Regions from separate parts of the Mus musculus genome. Here region 2 is linked to region 1. Evidence: chromatin loops called from intact Hi-C (ENCODE). Cell type or tissue: left cerebral cortex. All regions are shown on one strand. Each heading gives the region's core, and the rest is flanking DNA. Links, peaks and the distances in the headings are about the cores only. Region 1 has its middle 26 kb from the start of Gm15270. Region 2 holds the start of Slc18b1 (solute carrier family 18, subfamily B, member 1).

What was found. Peaks named below come from ENCODE experiments on the same cell type or tissue, not always from the same donor. Only the 100,000 strongest peaks of a DNase experiment are listed, where the experiment ranks them.
Region 2: it touches region 1 in a loop (4-fold over the local background); 3 of 42 quality-filtered maps call a loop at or near these places.

What each region holds. Positions count from the first base shown.
Region 1 is chr10:24,617,623-24,625,963 of GRCm38, forward strand. No RefSeq gene overlaps it. Among named protein-coding and RNA genes, the nearest start is that of Gm15270, 26 kb to the left of the region's middle. In left cerebral cortex, for the core only: CTCF peaks have their summits at 4,163 (motif pointing left), 5,133 (motif pointing left) and 7,668 (motif pointing left); DNase peaks (open chromatin) are centred at 4,164, 5,131 and 7,656.
Region 2 is chr10:23,792,124-23,800,464 of GRCm38, forward strand. It overlaps Slc18b1 (solute carrier family 18, subfamily B, member 1), which reads left to right and starts at 4,863. Exons shown (of 14, transcript NM_183116.2): 1 at 4,863-5,060; 2 at 6,623-6,762. The coding sequence starts at 5,018. In left cerebral cortex, for the core only: no CTCF peak of the experiment used is centred there; a DNase peak (open chromatin) is centred at 4,883; H3K4me3 peaks cover 1,204 bases; H3K27ac peaks cover 759 bases.

The DNA of each region.
Region 1 (8,341 bases), core at 292-8,291:
GGTTGTCTCTACTGCCACGTGATATGAAACTTTTTCAAATTACATCAATAAAAATCATGAGAATGTTCTCAGCAAGGTGAGTTTTCCTCATGGAAACCAATATTACTCAGCCTTACTATGGCTTTCCCGACATTTCAGTGACTCGAGAAACATTTACTTCCACACATTTGCCTATTAGCTGGGTTTCTGTTACTAGCGTTGTGTTCTGGGTTACTTCTCACTCCGGATACCAGTGTAAACACAACATTCTTCTAGACACCGATGTGAGAGCAAGAACACCATTGTCAATCTCGCTAATACTTGGGCGGGGCATCGTTGGGTTCCCATTGGCCGAAGCAAGTCACATGGCCAAGCAGGTATAGAGTGTAGTTTGCAGAAACAGATCTCTGCAAGTCCCATGACAATGTGTGGGTGATGCTTGATGCTCTCGTCAGGCAGGGAATGAAGACTTGGGAACAGTAATTTAATCTACCAATTAGTGAAACCACCTTCAGTATATCTTTCCACCAGCTGATGAAATATTTATACGGTTGTCTTAGTTTCGCTTCTCTTACTGTGACTAAATAATACAGACAAAAGCATCGTAAAGGGTTTCGGTTTACAGTTCCTTAGGTGATAACTCCAGGAGGGAAGGCACGGTGGCGGGAGCATAACTGGTTGACACATTACAGTAGTAGTCAGGAAGTGGAGCGAGAACAGGAAATGAAGTCCAGGATATGAAACCTCAAAGCCCGCCCCCGTGAGGTATTTCCTTCGGCAAAGCTGAACGTTTTGTAACCTCGCAGATGCTTTGTAACTTTTCGAAGCAGCACCACCAGCTAGGGATGCAGGAATTCGAACTTATTTGCCACTTAAACCACAGCAGGTACGGCGTTCCGAAGCTTCTTGCACATTTTAATTTCTGAATTAAATCCTTCATTCTGAATTCGATCCCATCGCTCTCTTCAGGCTCATTCTCCCACTGCATGAGTATCTGTATCTTTAAAACATCATCAGTCTCCTGGGGACCAGACAGATTTGCCATCTCCTGTAACCATTCCAGTAATATTTGCATATTCAAATAAAGGAAAGGGTTGATGGGACAACATTCTCACTGCCAGCCAAATTACCGTGCCCAGCAATAGCCCACTGACTCTCTCCAGAGTACTTCCCTGTCTACCAGGTAGAATCCCCTACCCACCGGAAGGAAGAGCCAATTTTAAGATGGGTGGGAATGTCTTCAGGATTGGGACCTAAGGCAGCCTTGCATATTCTTATAACGGAGGTTCCCCTCTACATCATTTAAAACATTAAAACAGACCAACTTCCCGCATCAAATTCTGCCTTTGGCTGGGTTTGGGTTTTTTTGTTTGTTTGTTTGTTTGTTTGTTTGTTTGTTTGTAAGGATATTGTCCTCGTTAGGGTTACTACTGCTGTGATGAAACACCATGACCAAAAATTAAGTTGGGGAGGGAAGAATTTATTTGGCTTACACTTCCAGATCTCAGTACATCATTGGAGGAAGTCAGGACAGGCATCCATTCAGGGCAGGAACGTGGAAGCAGGAGCTGACGACCTTTGGATGGTGCTAGACATGTAATTTCTGTTTCTTTGCAAGGTGCATGTCTGGCATACATTTGCCTCACTTAGAATAGTTCCTGGATCAAACATCCTTTGAGCTTCAATGTCTTCTGGGGAGTACACAGGTGCTAGAGCCTATGAACTCTTCAGAGGCCCACACAGGGGTCTGTATGTGGGCATGCACCCCCCCCCAAACACACACACACGCGCACATGCGCACACACACACCCCTATGTAAACCTGTGGGGGGGGGGTCAAATAATATAAGAAAATGAGAAAGTTGAAAAATGAATTCTTCCTTCAGTAACAGACTACAATGTGGAAGTATAAGCCGAATAAACCCTTTCCTCCCCAACTTGCTTCTTAGTCATGGTGTTTTGTTACAGCAATAGAAACCTGAACTAAGACAAAACCCAAGTGTTAACTGAGGGGGGAGGGGACTCGGGGGTCTGAGTTATGAGATGGGTGTGGAGGGGGACCCCTGGGAAGAGTGGGAGCCAGCTGTTGCCATCACAGCTCACTCTCTCTGATTCTCCAGAGGGCTCTGGCTCTCGGCTCAGATCTTAGCTCAAATCTCTATTCACTGAGTGGCCCCAAGGCTTCCTCCCTCACACATCTAACCAAATTTCCAGTATTAATTATTTTGAAACATATAAAAATATCAAGAAGTGCATGCTGTTTATATGCCAAAATAATAATATTGTGTTAAATAAAACCTATCACTAGCATGTGGTATATAGCATTAACATATTAAAATATATTATTAGTGATAATCTATATGAAAAACAAATAAATTTATGTAAGTTTCTATATAAATTAATATACATACATCATAAACAAATAAATTTATGTAAGTTTCTATATAAATTAATATACATACATCATAAACAAATAAATTTATGTAAGTTTCTATATAAATTAATATATCATAAATCGTTGTTATTAATTTTACCTATTTCTCTCTTTTTAAATGACACTCCTGAAAGTTTTGAATTGCACACCTCACACTTCCGTTGGGCAGTGGCGCTCTATTTCAAGTCGGTGTGTGTAATCACATCCATGTTTAGCACAAACTATTTTTTTGTGATGTGTAAAGTATTTGATAACCACTTTTCACTTCTCACCACCTCTAGAACACCTTGCTGCATCGGAAGCTATCTAGCCATGTCCTCATACGTACTGAAAAATGGGAGCCCTTATTTGCTAGACAAACCCGATTCCCTAGCAAATCATATGTTTTGGGTCATTTTCATTAGCTCTTATGCTCAGATCCTGACTTGGGCATGCACGAAGGCTCTCGCGTAGAGACCAGATGAAGAGGCGCCTAGGAGCTCTCTGTTCTGAACGGAATGTGCTCCTTCTAGATGAGGTATTAGTGGATGGTTGAATGTCAATGCTATCTGTGAGTTAGTCTGTTACATGGGCTTAGGGTCAACCAATAAATACTATTTTTTGGAGGTGACTGTATAATTGACAAGTCTTAAACTGGCCATAGATTGCTTCCAAGCAACGGAGGCCAAACACACTGATGGGACTCACTGCACTTAGAGAGCAGGGATTAATAAATTCCCAAAATAGACTTTCTTATAGGAAACTTCCCCATAAATGTTAGCTTTTGAAGTTCAGCTCCAACATAGCAAATCTGGACTCCTCATAGCTCAGGGATAATATTAAATGTGCGCCTGCATGGACTGGCAGGAGGGTTAACTCATTTCACACATTTCCAGAACTGTAGAGTAGAGTCAAGGGCACCAATATGCTTTGCATGGTAAAAGCTGTGTAAAGACAAACATCACCATCAGCGCCACTGCTCAGAGAGGAGGAGGAAAAGAATCAGAAATAAAACAACACTCCGTCATCTGAAGATGTTTCTGGAACATCTGTGTTATCATTTTAAACTTGCCTCGGCAGAGCTGTCTTCAGAGAAGTTGTATGAAGAACTCAGCAATGAGAGCATACCTACTTGGAAAGTCTCACACGCACTCTAGACATAATTCTCAGGACTCAAACTAATTGAATAATTGACATACTGTTTTGTCCTCCATGTAAAAAGAAATCTAATTTGATTCTACTTACTATTTTCATTTCTTAAAGAATTAACTAGCTCTCTCAAATCTCAGAAAATTCTGTAGACCTGGAAAAAAAAATGTAACATCCATGGGTACTGTATCCAGAGATACATCTAACTGTGTGCCACGACCTGGGGTCCAAAGTCACGGTGGTACTGCCACCAGTCAATTATCTTTTATCAACTTGTAGAATTCTTCGGGATAAGTCGTTTTCCTGCTGGGCTCCATTGCTGCCTGTGTATGGAACCATTGCAAAATGGTGAGGCATTGTATCCATTACTGTTTTTAATTAGATATTATTGATGGAGGAAGGTTCATATTCACCAAAATATTTGAACTCTAAACTCTTGGTTGGCTGGAGCCAAAAGGTGATGTAGACACGGAATACAATGGCCAGAAATCTGATTGAACTAAGAAGTGTAACCTTGCTGTCCAAATGAGGCTACCTCCAAGGAGGAAAGAGAAATACCAAATTCTGTACCCCGAAGCCAGGAGGACCCGTGTTCGACAGTGCCACCAAGTGGCAGAAACTGGCATAGCAGCCCTGAAGGACTTTCAGGTTCTTTCCGCTGGCTCTTGGGAAAAAGGGGTTGACCCCCTCTGTAAGGAACAATTTGACCACGTTCTCGAATGATTTGCAGGCGAGGGCAAGGCCACCCAAAGGAGGTGCCGAAATAGCTTAGCATATACAAACTGACTAAAGTAACTAAATCAAGGCAAGTGACCATACTTGAACAGTAAAAACTTGTGATATGGGCCATGCCTAAAATAGATTATTTGCTTCTGCCACAAGAATAAATATTCTTTAAAAATCTATTGCTGAGCCTTCAGTAATAATGGGAATTTCTGCAGCACCTTGAAATCATGAAAAAATGAACACCTTCAGCTGTGTGGACCACAGGCATCCCTGGAAGGGAGACTTCTGCTGTCAGCAACCAGGGTCCTGGGTCGTAGCACTCTTGTGAGCAGAGCATAGGAAATTGTAAGTGTAAGAGGTAAAGTTGAAACTCCGTCCTCCGTACCACGGCCAGTCTTCCCGTAAACCAGGACTCCAACGTTACCACATCTTCATGGAAAGAATGAGCTACAATATCTACTCCACGAGTCCAAGAAGAAAAATTATTTAGTCTGGATGGGGGAGGGGGGCTGTAATCATGGTTCTTCCCACAAAAGCAGTTTGAGGTTTGACATAGTCCTACCTATGTAGTCTGAGAAATACAAGCCGAAGGATTAATATAAAACGATTTTAGGACTTAAAAACTCTATAATCTCCAGGCCACTTGGCTTAAAGCAATGTGGAAAGATTTTTGGAAAAGTGTATTTGCAAGCCAGGCTGCAGAGAATTTCTGTGGACAAGGCCCAAGATACGTTCACAACTTGAGACTACAAAACATTGAAGAAATGGCTTAGCAGTTAAAAGCATTATGCTGTTTATTCCGAGGAACCCAGTGAGATTTTCCCTGTATCCACATGGTGGCGCACAACCATCTGGCCCTCCAGTTCCGTGGATTCCACCGCCCTCTTCTGGGCTCTTTGGGTACTACATGAACATGCATCTAAGCGGGACATTCATACTTGTAAAATAAAAATAATAGATCTTTTCCAAAACACATATTAAGTAATTCTCGATCACACCATCTAAGAAGGACAGACAGCAATACTGTACCTGGCAAGATTAACAAAAGGAAAAACAGGACATCAATTAGAGATGAGAGTAGGTGAGGAATATTGTCAGTCTTCTACAGAAATGCCAAGCAATTTGTTATGGCTCCCCTGAGCGTTCTGTTGGGAGTTTTCTGAAGCATATGGAGACTCAGGGGCTCATAATGGTTCAGTGGTGAAGCTTGCCAAGGCTCTACAGTGTCCCTTTCCTGCTAGAAAAGAATATGCCCATTTGCCTTAAATCTGTCTGACTTCCCCGGCAAATGAAAATTATCCACATAGCCCAAAATAACAACAGGAAGACACAGTATGTATATAACCACAGCAACAACAGCAAGACATGGTGTGTATATTTGTGTCTCTATCTACCCTACTCTGCTGTGAATCTTCCACTGTTCCTGGTCTGAAAGAGGGGTTCAGTGGATTCTTAACAAGCGACTGCTTGGTCATCTTTCCCAAAACAAAAGTTGTTTTGGGATCGTTAGCAGAACGAACAGTTCCAGTTAGGAACGGGAGCTGGAGAGACGCATCAATGACCGCACCCCAGCCTTGCAGGGCCAAGCCAGTAGGACAAGGAGGGCGGCTGATGAGAGAGTTAACAGCCAAGCATCTCAGAAACCGCCTCAAGACCCACTGTTTTTACTCACAGGATATTGTCCCCTCCAGATTCATTGCCTGCCCCACCTTGATATTTCTCACTTCCAACTAAGTTTCAAGCCTCCTTTCTTCCAGTTTCAAACCAAAATAACCCCCTCTCCGCAACCCCCCCACCCAAGAGATATCTTTCCAAACATGGGTTTATGAGGAAGCTTACAGACCTGGGCTGCAGTCTGTCAAGGGCACCTTTGATGGGGACCAGAGATCAAACAGCCCACTATTCTCTTGGGAGTGCTGGCAAAGAGACAACCACTTCAAATAGACGGAACTGGGTCTCCACAGACTTGCCTGCCCTGCTTCAGCATGTCCCACATCTGAATCTTTATCCATCAATCATGGTCCTGTCTGGTCGAACAAGGAAGGAACTTTCGAAAGACTCAGACTATCCCTCGTGAAGGGCAGCATTCCTCTCTGCGGTCTTTCCCACCACCGTGCATTACTTTAGTTTCCCCCTTTTATTGGAACTCAAGATGCAGACGGACAAAGTTAAAGGCTCATACTGTGTGGCAAGATCAGATTGCTCAGACGGCAGTGCTCAAAGGCTACAGAGACAGTAGTTCCATAGAGAAAATGGCACTGCAGCCAGATTTTGAAGAAAATGGACGACTGCAGAGGGGTGGGGACAGAGGAGACATGCACCAACAAGATGATTGAAAATGAAAATTAAGAGCAATAAGTTGGCTGGAATCAAATGGTAGAATATATCACAACTGTGAAATTATCCTGCAGCAGTGAACCAAAGCCACAGACATTTAGTGAGCATTTCATAGGTGCCAAGACCTACCATGGCCACTAAGGTCGCTGCACTGTTGCCAGCCATGGGGCTCAAGGCCCTCCAAGAACACATAGCTCTGTGTATAGTCACTCAGCCTATAAGAAAGACACACATGAACTGAGAGTATTTGACCTTGTGACATAAGAAAAAGATTGGGAGAGCCAGAGGGAAGGGAAGAAGAAGTGATTGTGAGATTATATTCAGTGTCACTAAAGGTTTGGACTGGACTTTGTGGAACGAGTTAATGGGAGGCTTGTACATTTGTAGAAAGCTTCCCCCAGGGAAGGGACATTGCTAAGGGAGCGTGGCTCAGCAGAGCATTTCATAGACTGTTAAAGAAGGGGGAAATATCGTCTGCAGCAGTAAAATGTTATCTAGTGGCAGGGTTTCCACAGTAGCCAGTTTCCGACTGGCTACCTGAAGGCGATCAAAGCTTGCAGCACCCACCGGATGCTTTTTATCAGTTGTCCCCGTTTACCTGGATAGACTGACTAATGCAACACGCTTTGGGTTGAATGCGTTAATCTGAGGTGAAATTAAGGAGTGTGAGGAATCTAAACACCTAAGCAGAGGTAAATAGCAACAACTGTAGACTCGTTCTTCCAATAAGATGATAATCCAAAACAGAGATTGTATTCAACGTGCCCAAATGTGACTGTGCTGAGAGAGGTGGCATTAGGAAGTGACTCCAGACAGCAAGCTCAGATTCATCTCTAGTATAAATCTGTTTATGCTCAAGTAATAAACGAGCAGGTAGCTTGATATCCAAATCCAAATCTCTAATCAGATGCGCAGAATATTCAGCATGATCCTGGAGCTAGCTTCAGGAAACCCGACTCTTAAACCGCCCCCCCCCCTCCCTTTTCCCGGAAGTTCTTCACTTCTGTGCCTGTTGCTGCAGTTCTCACAGTCACATACCGCCACCTGCTGGGCGAAAGTCGTAGCGCAGAAGGACAAAGTATCTGCAAGAACAACAGAATCCTAAGCATCTATGGCTTCCAGGCCTTTGTCCTCTTCTGTGTCACTACGAACACAAAGTCTGACGTATTAGCAAATATTCCTGGTGGTTGCCGAATCCACTGACGGTCCTACTAAACACTTTCACGTGCGTGTTGAGTCCATCGACAAGCCCAGACGTCATTGACGCTCGAGATACAAAGAAAGCCGGCCTCCCTGTGTGAGTCGTCCTCGCTGAGAGTCCCTCAGTAGATGCTCAGAAATGAGGCTCTAGGTCTTTGGATAAGCAATTCTTGTTTCCCAAGCAACTTATGTGGCGCCTGTGTGTCTGGTTCACGAACATACAAGCTTCAAATGGCCCTAAGATTGCCTAAGCCAACCATATTGAAGGCTGGTACTTCACAAATACTACAAATATTACAAAGGTCCCATAATATCCACTGTATTTTAGCAATCACGCGAGAGAGGAATTTTTGGCAAAATGATTACAGGTTTTTCACTTCTGCATCAAATATAACTGTAAGGGCCACCTAGAATTTACTACCATTTATCTTCCTCAGGATGAGAACTTTAGAGTATGGAGGGAAAAACAAAATCAAACCCCAAAGAACACACAGCAATCATCGCAAAAGCAATTATTAATATTATCACTGATTTTCAT
Region 2 (8,341 bases), core at 66-8,065, 830 kb before region 1:
CCACGCCCAGCTGGCCTTGGTGTTTTTGTCAAAGCAATAGATACTCTAAGTAAGATACACAGTTCAACTTCTATCAGTGTCAAAAAAGGAAGGGCTATAAAATAGATTAAGCAGAAGGATCTTTGATTTGGACTACAGACACACACACACACTTCCGTGACTAGAAGTATTTTCTGTGTAAGTGTGAGAGACTGAGTTTGAATCCTCAGAATTCTTGTAAAAGCCTGACACATACCGTAGATGCATGCAAGCCTGTCTTTTTGTGGGCAGGTAGGAAATGAGTGAGAGAGTTGGGAATCCCCAGCAGCTGAAGGGCCAGATGGTTGGTCCAGCAAAAAGCAGTGGGAACAAGAAAATGAGGATGTCTCTAATACAAGATGGTAGATGAGCACCACCTCCAGAGGCAATTATACTGCAGAGCAGGGCAACCTGAAATCACACATATGCGCGCACGCACGCACGCACGCACACACGCACGCACACACGCACGCACACACGCACGCATGGGGGTGGGGGAGGGGAGAGAGAGAGAGAACTAGTTTTTGAAGTTAAAAATAAGTAAAAAAAAAAATACATAAATAAACAGTTAGTAATGGTGCACACCTTTAATACCAGCACAGTCAGGAAGGAAGGAAGCATCTCTATGAGTTCGAGGCCAGCCTGGTCTACACAGTGAGTTCCAGGGCTACAGAGAGAAACCCTGTCTCAAAAACACCAGCAAATAAAAGGTTAAAAACTATTTTCAAAACATTGAAAAAGAAAATAGAGCTGGGTAGTGAAGCTAGGATAAGGTGCAAAAACAATGTTGTTATCTTTGGCCCATCTCAGAGGAGCTAGGATCCCGGCCCACTTTGTAGGCAGTCTTCCGCAGGTTATTCATAGTTCAGTGAAGATGCTACTAACACTGTCATATTGTGAAGATTAAATGAGTGGTGGCTTAAAATGCTTATTTACCTTGTGCAAAGATGTGTGGAAAGGGCTGGGAAACTGCTCTGAGGCAGAATGCTTGCACAGGGGGCTTGCATGAGGTCCTGCTTTGTATTGCTTAGCACCAAATAAAACTGGGAGTTATCTCAGCACTCAAAAGACAGAGGCAGTGTTGTCAGAAGTTGAAGGGCGTCCTCAGCTACATAGCAAGTTTCAGGCCAGCTTGAGTAGCACGAGACCTTGTATCCATGACAACAGAAGAATTTTAACGATCTAAAATGTGATGATAATTTGAATTATCAAATCAATGGGAAGTAGGTCTTCCCATCACTAACTGTACTTAAGACTGGAACTGAACTCAGTCCTGAGCCACGCGTGTTGACGCACACCTGGAATTCAGAACGTGGGAAGTCAAGGCAAGAGGATCAACTAGATCTAGGGGACAAAGCAAGTTTGCAAACAGCTTAGACCCTTTCTCAAGCAGACAACAAACAACAAAATCCCGGCCCTCAGTTATTTCAACAGTGAAATGGTAAGGAATTAAATGATCCGTCCTTACGGGCTTTCTTGGATCAGTTAGTTTTGCCTTATCTATTTCTTGGATCAGTTAGTTTTGCCTTATCTATTTCTTGGATCAGTTAGTTTTGCCTTGTCTATCGAGCGCTGCGGGTCTGTACTGTGCTATTTGCTATCACTGTTCTGGTTTCTAGTAGCTGTCACTGGTGCTAGCCTTCTTCTGTGTCCAGGTAGCAGAAGGTCTCTGCATTTGCAAATGGCAGGCTTTCTACTTTCAACGCTAGGAAAAGAAAGTGTGATCCTTGTAGGAAATGTGAAAAATGCTCTCCTAGGCACATAATTAAGCTAGTAAAAACAACAGATAAAGAGAATAAAAAAAGAACAGACCAAGTAGGAGGAGACATTACATACAAGAGATTACTAAAGCAAACACAAAATTCCATTAATTTCTTTGAAGAAATGAAAGGAGAATGACACTAAGCCCACATTTTGCAAGGGCCAAGAGATAACTTCCGACACATATTTCTATACTTAATAAAAACCCTTAAAAATAACCCAGAGGGCTGGTGAGATGGCTCAGTGGGTAAGAGCACCCGACTGCTCTTCCGAAGGTCATGAGTTCAAATCCCAGCAACCACATGGTGGCTCACAACCATCTCGTAACGAGATCTAACTCCCTCTTCTGGAGTGTCTGAAAACAGCTACAGTGTACTTACATATAATAAATAAATCTCTAAAAAAAAAAAAAAAGATAAAAAAAAATAACCCAGAAAGAAAGAAAACAAAAAGCGTTCACCACCAGATGGCTGATGCTTTATAGTGACTCATATGTAACATCAGAGGGAAAACCTCATGTGGATGAGAAATGGCACGGGAAGGGAAACTCAGATGTTGCAGAATGAAGAACCTCAGAAATGGCAAATATGAGAAGACATGTACAAAGCTGGTTTTCCTCTTAGTTAAGGAAATGCATGGGACTGGAGAGGGCTCATTGGTTAAAAACAGTGGCTTCTCTTTGAGAGGATCCAGGTTCAATTCCCAGCACCCACGTGGCAGCTCACAAGTGTCTGTAAGTCCAACTCTCGGGGATCAGACACCCTCACACAGACACACATGCAGCAAGACAAACTTACAACTGAGGGGCGATTCTTTGATTTGATTGATAGGTTTAGCCATGAGATATATGTCTCTTCCCATAATTTATCTAATTTTATTTATTTATTTTATATATATTTTATATGTATTTGCCACTATGTGTGTCTGTGTACCAAGTGCATGCAGAGACTAGAAGGGTCAGATCCCCCTGAAACTGTAGTTACAGCTGGTTGTAAGTCCTCTAGAAGAACAGCCAGTGCTCTTAACCACTAAACCATCTCTCCAGTCCAATGTATATATTTCAGTCAGGTACACCCTATTATGCAGAGGCATAAAGTGGTAAATAGGAAATTCCCCCCCTAAAGTTCTTTTGAGAACACAAGTTTGCCTAATTGTGCATGTATTCCAAACTATTCCTGGCTCAGGCCTTTACATAAACTGAGTATAGAAGAATAGAATCTGTCTAAGTTTGATGGCAAGGAAGGCAAGAAGAAACTTGCGCCATTGTTGGAAGAGGAGCATGTGTGCAGCTTAGTGAACATGGAGGTCCCAAGTTCACAAAATAATGTCAGGTATATCATTCAAAGAGCTGTGTGTGTAAAGTCCAAGCCAAGTTAAGCCTTGGGCTGCCGAGCTAGGAATGCTTTATTAAATTCTTAGTTAAATGAGCAAAATCTTGGAGTCATTTGGTCCAGTCCCCAAGAATCAGTAATACACAGACACAACACAGGAATACAAGTTTTAATAGTTTTAATTGCATTTATTTATTTATTTATTTATTTATTTTGGGGGGAAGGGCACAAGTGTCCCAGTGCTCGCTCGTGTGCAAGTTGAAGGACAGTGTGCAGTGTGGGAGAGTGGGTTCTCTCCATCTGCCATGTGCATCCCAGGAATCTAACTTGGGTCGCAGTGCTAAGCAGAAAGTACCCTTAGCTTTTTAGCCATCTTGCAGGCCCAAGGATATATTTAAAATGTGTGTGTATAATATATATAATAACATATATATATTATATACACATACATATATGCTAAGAGTGTAAGAATAGCTGCTGATTGCAGAGGGAAATAGATGTTAATATAAATGGAAAAATTAGTTCAAAGGTTGTAAATACAAAGTCAAGAAAAGTTCTGATAGAGTCCAAGAAAAGAAGAAAGAGAGAGGTATACGCATGTGTGTGTGTTGGGGGGGTGGGGGTGGGGGCGAGTAGGTCGAGGTTGGGTGAACCAACATCTGCAGTTAATGCCAGTCCAGAAAGTGAGTTTTTAAAAAGACAGAAAGGAAAAAAGAAAACCATAAAAGAAACAATTGGAGGAAAATCTTCTGTGGGTCGAGGTTGGGTCAAGGTTGGATCAGAATGAGAACACAGTGTAATATAATCGCAATTAGCAGTGGTGGGAATGGCCAGGTAGACCAGTGGTTAGCACTTACTGCTCATCCAGAGGACCCAGGTTCAGGTCCTGGCACCCGTGCTAATTGGCTCCTTTAACTCCACCTCCAGGGGATCCAACAGCTTCTTTGGAACCTACACTGGCATACACATACGTTTTTAAAATTATTTGTAAAGGTTTTTAGTAAGATTGAGCTGAAGAGGTTAGGCTTCCATAAATAGCCTGGAAGAACCTTTGCTCTAGCTAAGCCTGGCGTCTGGAGCGGTTCCCAAGTTCTTTGTCTCAGAACTACTTCTAGCCTGCCTGGAATTTCTATATAATCTTCAATATCTACAGTAATAGAGACTGTGCAAGATTCACTTTGCTGAAGTACAGTCCTTTCCCAACAATTCTATTGTAGACCCTAATGCATTAGAGTAAAATATTAATCGTCTCTGTCACCTCTGCTAGCAGGTCAGCATAACGGGCAGCATACAAAAGTTTCATTCATATTAAAATCACATCGACTGCAGGCGTGTGACTCAATCCTTCCCCTTGGCCTACATTTCCAAACTTAAACTTTTCCCGAATAATAAACAAGGAGAAGACAAAGTAAAAGCCAGGCTTGTGCTGGATACTTCTGTGTAGAGAGAAAGGGGCACTTGCCTACGCCTCTTGTCACTAAGGTATGCACAATCCGACTGACTAGGTCATATAAGCCTTAGTAAGCCTAGCTGTGAATATGGAAAAGCAAGACAACGACTACGACGATGACAAAAATGGACCTATCATTCAAAGACATAGCAAGTGAGCGATCAGTTTGCAAAGCAGCAGACACCTGCATCCACAGAAGGTTTCCACAGCCAGGCACACGAGCTTACTTTCTCCTCTTTATTTGGAGCCCACGATCAGCATGGGCGGAGACCACTGCTCCGCCCCTGCACGCCCAAGCTCCCGTGGGTCCCCGGTTCCAAGGATCAGCGAGGTTTCTTGTCCCGGCTCAAGTCTTCACCTCTGGACCGGAATGCGGAGTCCGATCCCCGCAGCTCGCCCGCTGCCACCGCACCTCGCCCGCTGAGCCTGGAGCGCCGGAAGACCCCGAGAGCGGCTCATGGACGAGGCGGGCTCCCCGGCTCCTGCAGGGACAGGAGGAGGTGACTGTTTTCAGCGCGTAGCTCGCCATGGGCTTAGGGCCTGTGTCTTTAGGATATAATGGCTTAGCTTGTTTTGTTGTTGTTGCTGCCGCTGCTGTTGTTGTTTCTGAGACCTTCAAGCAGGGTAGGGTCTGGCCTGACTGTGCGATCCCGGCCAGTATTTCTTTTCTCCTGTTTGGGGAATGCATACGGGTACTTCCCAAACCTCTGCTTTTTAAAGTAGGAGATTTCAGAATGCTTTCAAATTAATAACACCACATCATAAGGCCTAAAATGTTCTTTGGTGTTTTCTGGCGTTCCTCTTGTAACTTTCTCTCGTTTGAAGAAGGCTTCAACTCGGACATATCTATATGAAATGAGTTCATATGTGTGTGTGTGTGTGTGTGTGTATACATATGTATATGTGTATATGTGTGTGTGTGTGTGTGTGTGTGTGTGTGTGTGTGTGTATGTGTGTATGTGTATATGTAAGAAATTAATTATTTTTGTACCCCAACAGCAGTTTCCTCTCGTTTCTCTCCTCCCCTCTTCTCTGTCCTTCCCCCATCCATTCATCCTCTGTTTCTATTTAGAAAAAAGCAGGCATCCCATGGATATCAACCAAACATTTGACATATCAAGTTGCAGTAAGACTGGGCACCTCCCCTCAGATTAAGGCTGGATCGAGGCAACCCAGTATGCAAACTCAGGCGGTTTTCAAAGGATTCTTAAGACTTCCTTATTTTGCATAGATTTTTTTTTCCACCTGGCCTTTAATGGCTACCTCTGGAAAAATAGATTAAATAATAATTATTCTCCTCTTCCTCTCCCTCCTCTTCCTCTTCCTCTTCCTCTTCCTCTTCCTCTTCCTCCTCCTCCTCCTCCTCCTCCTCCTCCTCCTCCTCCTCTTCTTCTTCTTCCTCCTCCCCCTCCTCCTTCTTTGTTCCCCCTCAGAATCATTTAATTTAGAAATGGCTGAGGAATCTGCTTGGACATTTGAAACTCAGTGATTGCTTGGTTCTTTGACAGTTTAAACAGGGATAAAAGTGTGAAATGAGTTGATTTAAAAGACCACTAGTCAGTGTGGGCAGTGACCAGATTTACATATTTGTGAGAATGGACTTTGCAGAGTGTTAAGTTGGTGAACTTAGAACCAGAAGAGAGCTGGCACAACCAGTTTGCTCTGGTCAAGAGCTAGCATTTCCTGTTTAAACACTTAGGCTCTGACTGAGTCTGTGTGGCATATGAAGCTAGTAGCTTAAGACTATATTTCTTTAAAGCCTGGTGCCCTTGGCAACTAACCCTGGTGTTCATCATTGAGGGGGTTTCTGAAAGAAGCAGTCGAAATGGCTTAATATTTTCCATGTTGAAATTCTAACGGAAGAGTCTCCATATGAAAATGTTTCAAATTTGCAGTGTTATTCCACATCTGATTTCTGTTTGGTTATAACTATTATATTTAGAATAGTCTTTTATCTCAACAACTGTTCTCTGAGTCTGTTAACTCCGTGTAAAATACCACTCGTGTGTTTTACCCAGAATCCCAGTTACACCCTTGTAATAGCAATGCGTTTGCATTCAAGGTGATGACCCTGGAGGAAGTACAAGAGAGACATCCCGGCGACTGTCAAGAGAACAGATTTTTGTGCTGGTATCAGCAGCAAGCATGAACTTGGGTTGCATGATGACCTATTCCATCCTTGGACCATTTTTCCCTAAGGAGGTAAGACATTTTTATACTGCACAAACTCTAATTTTTAGAAAGCCCTTCAGCTATATAATTTTAGAGATTATAAAATATAAGAATTTTATAATGAGGGGGCGTGGCTCAGGAGGTAAGAGTGTGTCCTGTTCTTCCAGATAACCTGAGTTCAGTTCCCAGCATCCATGTCAGGCCACTCATATCATCTTTAACTCTAGTTTGAGAGGGATTTGGTGCCCTTTGACCTCCATGGACACCATTGCTCGCATGTAAATATCTCCACACACATATACATATACACATAATTAAAAATTTTTAAAAATCTTTAAAATAAATAAAATATAAAAATGTATCTATGGTTTGGTTAACATGTGTGTGTGTGTGTGTTGTATGACAGTTGTAATGTGTGTGTGTGTGTGTGTGTATGTGTGTGTGTGTGTATGTGTGTGTGTGTGTGTGTGTGTGTGTGTTGGGGGGGAATTGTTAGCCCATGTGTGCACAGAGGTCATAGATCAATGTTGGGCTTCTTCATCAAGGCATCATCTCTCACTGCCCCTGAAGCTACCAGTTTAGCTGGACTGGCTGGCCAGCAGCCCCCCACCCCCATCCCCGAATCCTCCTGTCTTCATCTCTTAGTGCTAGTGTTACAGATGTGTGCCAATAAGCTCAGCTTTTTATACCGGTGCTGGGATCCAACTCAGGTTGTCCTGGTTACACAAAAAGCACATTACCTACTGAATCACCCTCCTCCACACACAGCAAGACAATATTTCTTAGTGTCTAATATGTATTTTAAAAAAAAAAAAAGTCAGACCATCTTTTTGCTGGGTAATTCACCTAAAATATATTTGAGACTTTCTAAGTATTATTTCTTTTACCATGTAGCCTGATTAATCTTTATTTGAAGTCTATAGCTAAAAAAGGGGTTGAATCACTAAATGATCAGGGTGCCAATTCTGTCTTCTGGTGTTGGGCATAATGACTTAGGCAGTTTTAGCCAAGTATAATGGCTCATGACTTTACTCAGCGCACGCAGGAGGCAGAAGCAAGCAGGGATCTTCTAGAAGTGTTGAGGCCAGCCTGGTCTATAAGTGAATTCCAGGCAGCCAGGGCCATAAAGTGAGACTTTGTCTCCAAAGAGGGTTGGGGAAGGTGAGAAGGGGGTATAGTTGTGGCCCAGGAAATTCAGTCTGAATTTGTTAAGAACTCCGGAAGCAATGTTTGCACAAAGGAAGGATTCTGATGAACGTTGCCAGGCTCCCTCTAACCTTTGCCCTCTCCATGGTGTGAGGAACGGCAGCTGTGACATAAAGGTTAGACTGGAGTATGGAGTCCATGCACACAATATGGATTGAAGAGAGCTCATTGTGTCCAAATGTTTATTCTGTGCATCTTGCCAAAGTTCTAGGTCCACAGCCCACTGACAACTTCTCAAAGCTCTTAAACTGCCTGGATAGCCTGTAACCCTTCCCTCTGGGTGCAAGTGGAGAGGGCTTCCCTGATGAAGGAGCAGCAGAGCTCAGTAAGCATGGAGCACTCACTGGTTTTCAGCACCACGCCCCCTCCCCCCCAACATTCCCAGAAAGTGAGAGAACGGCAA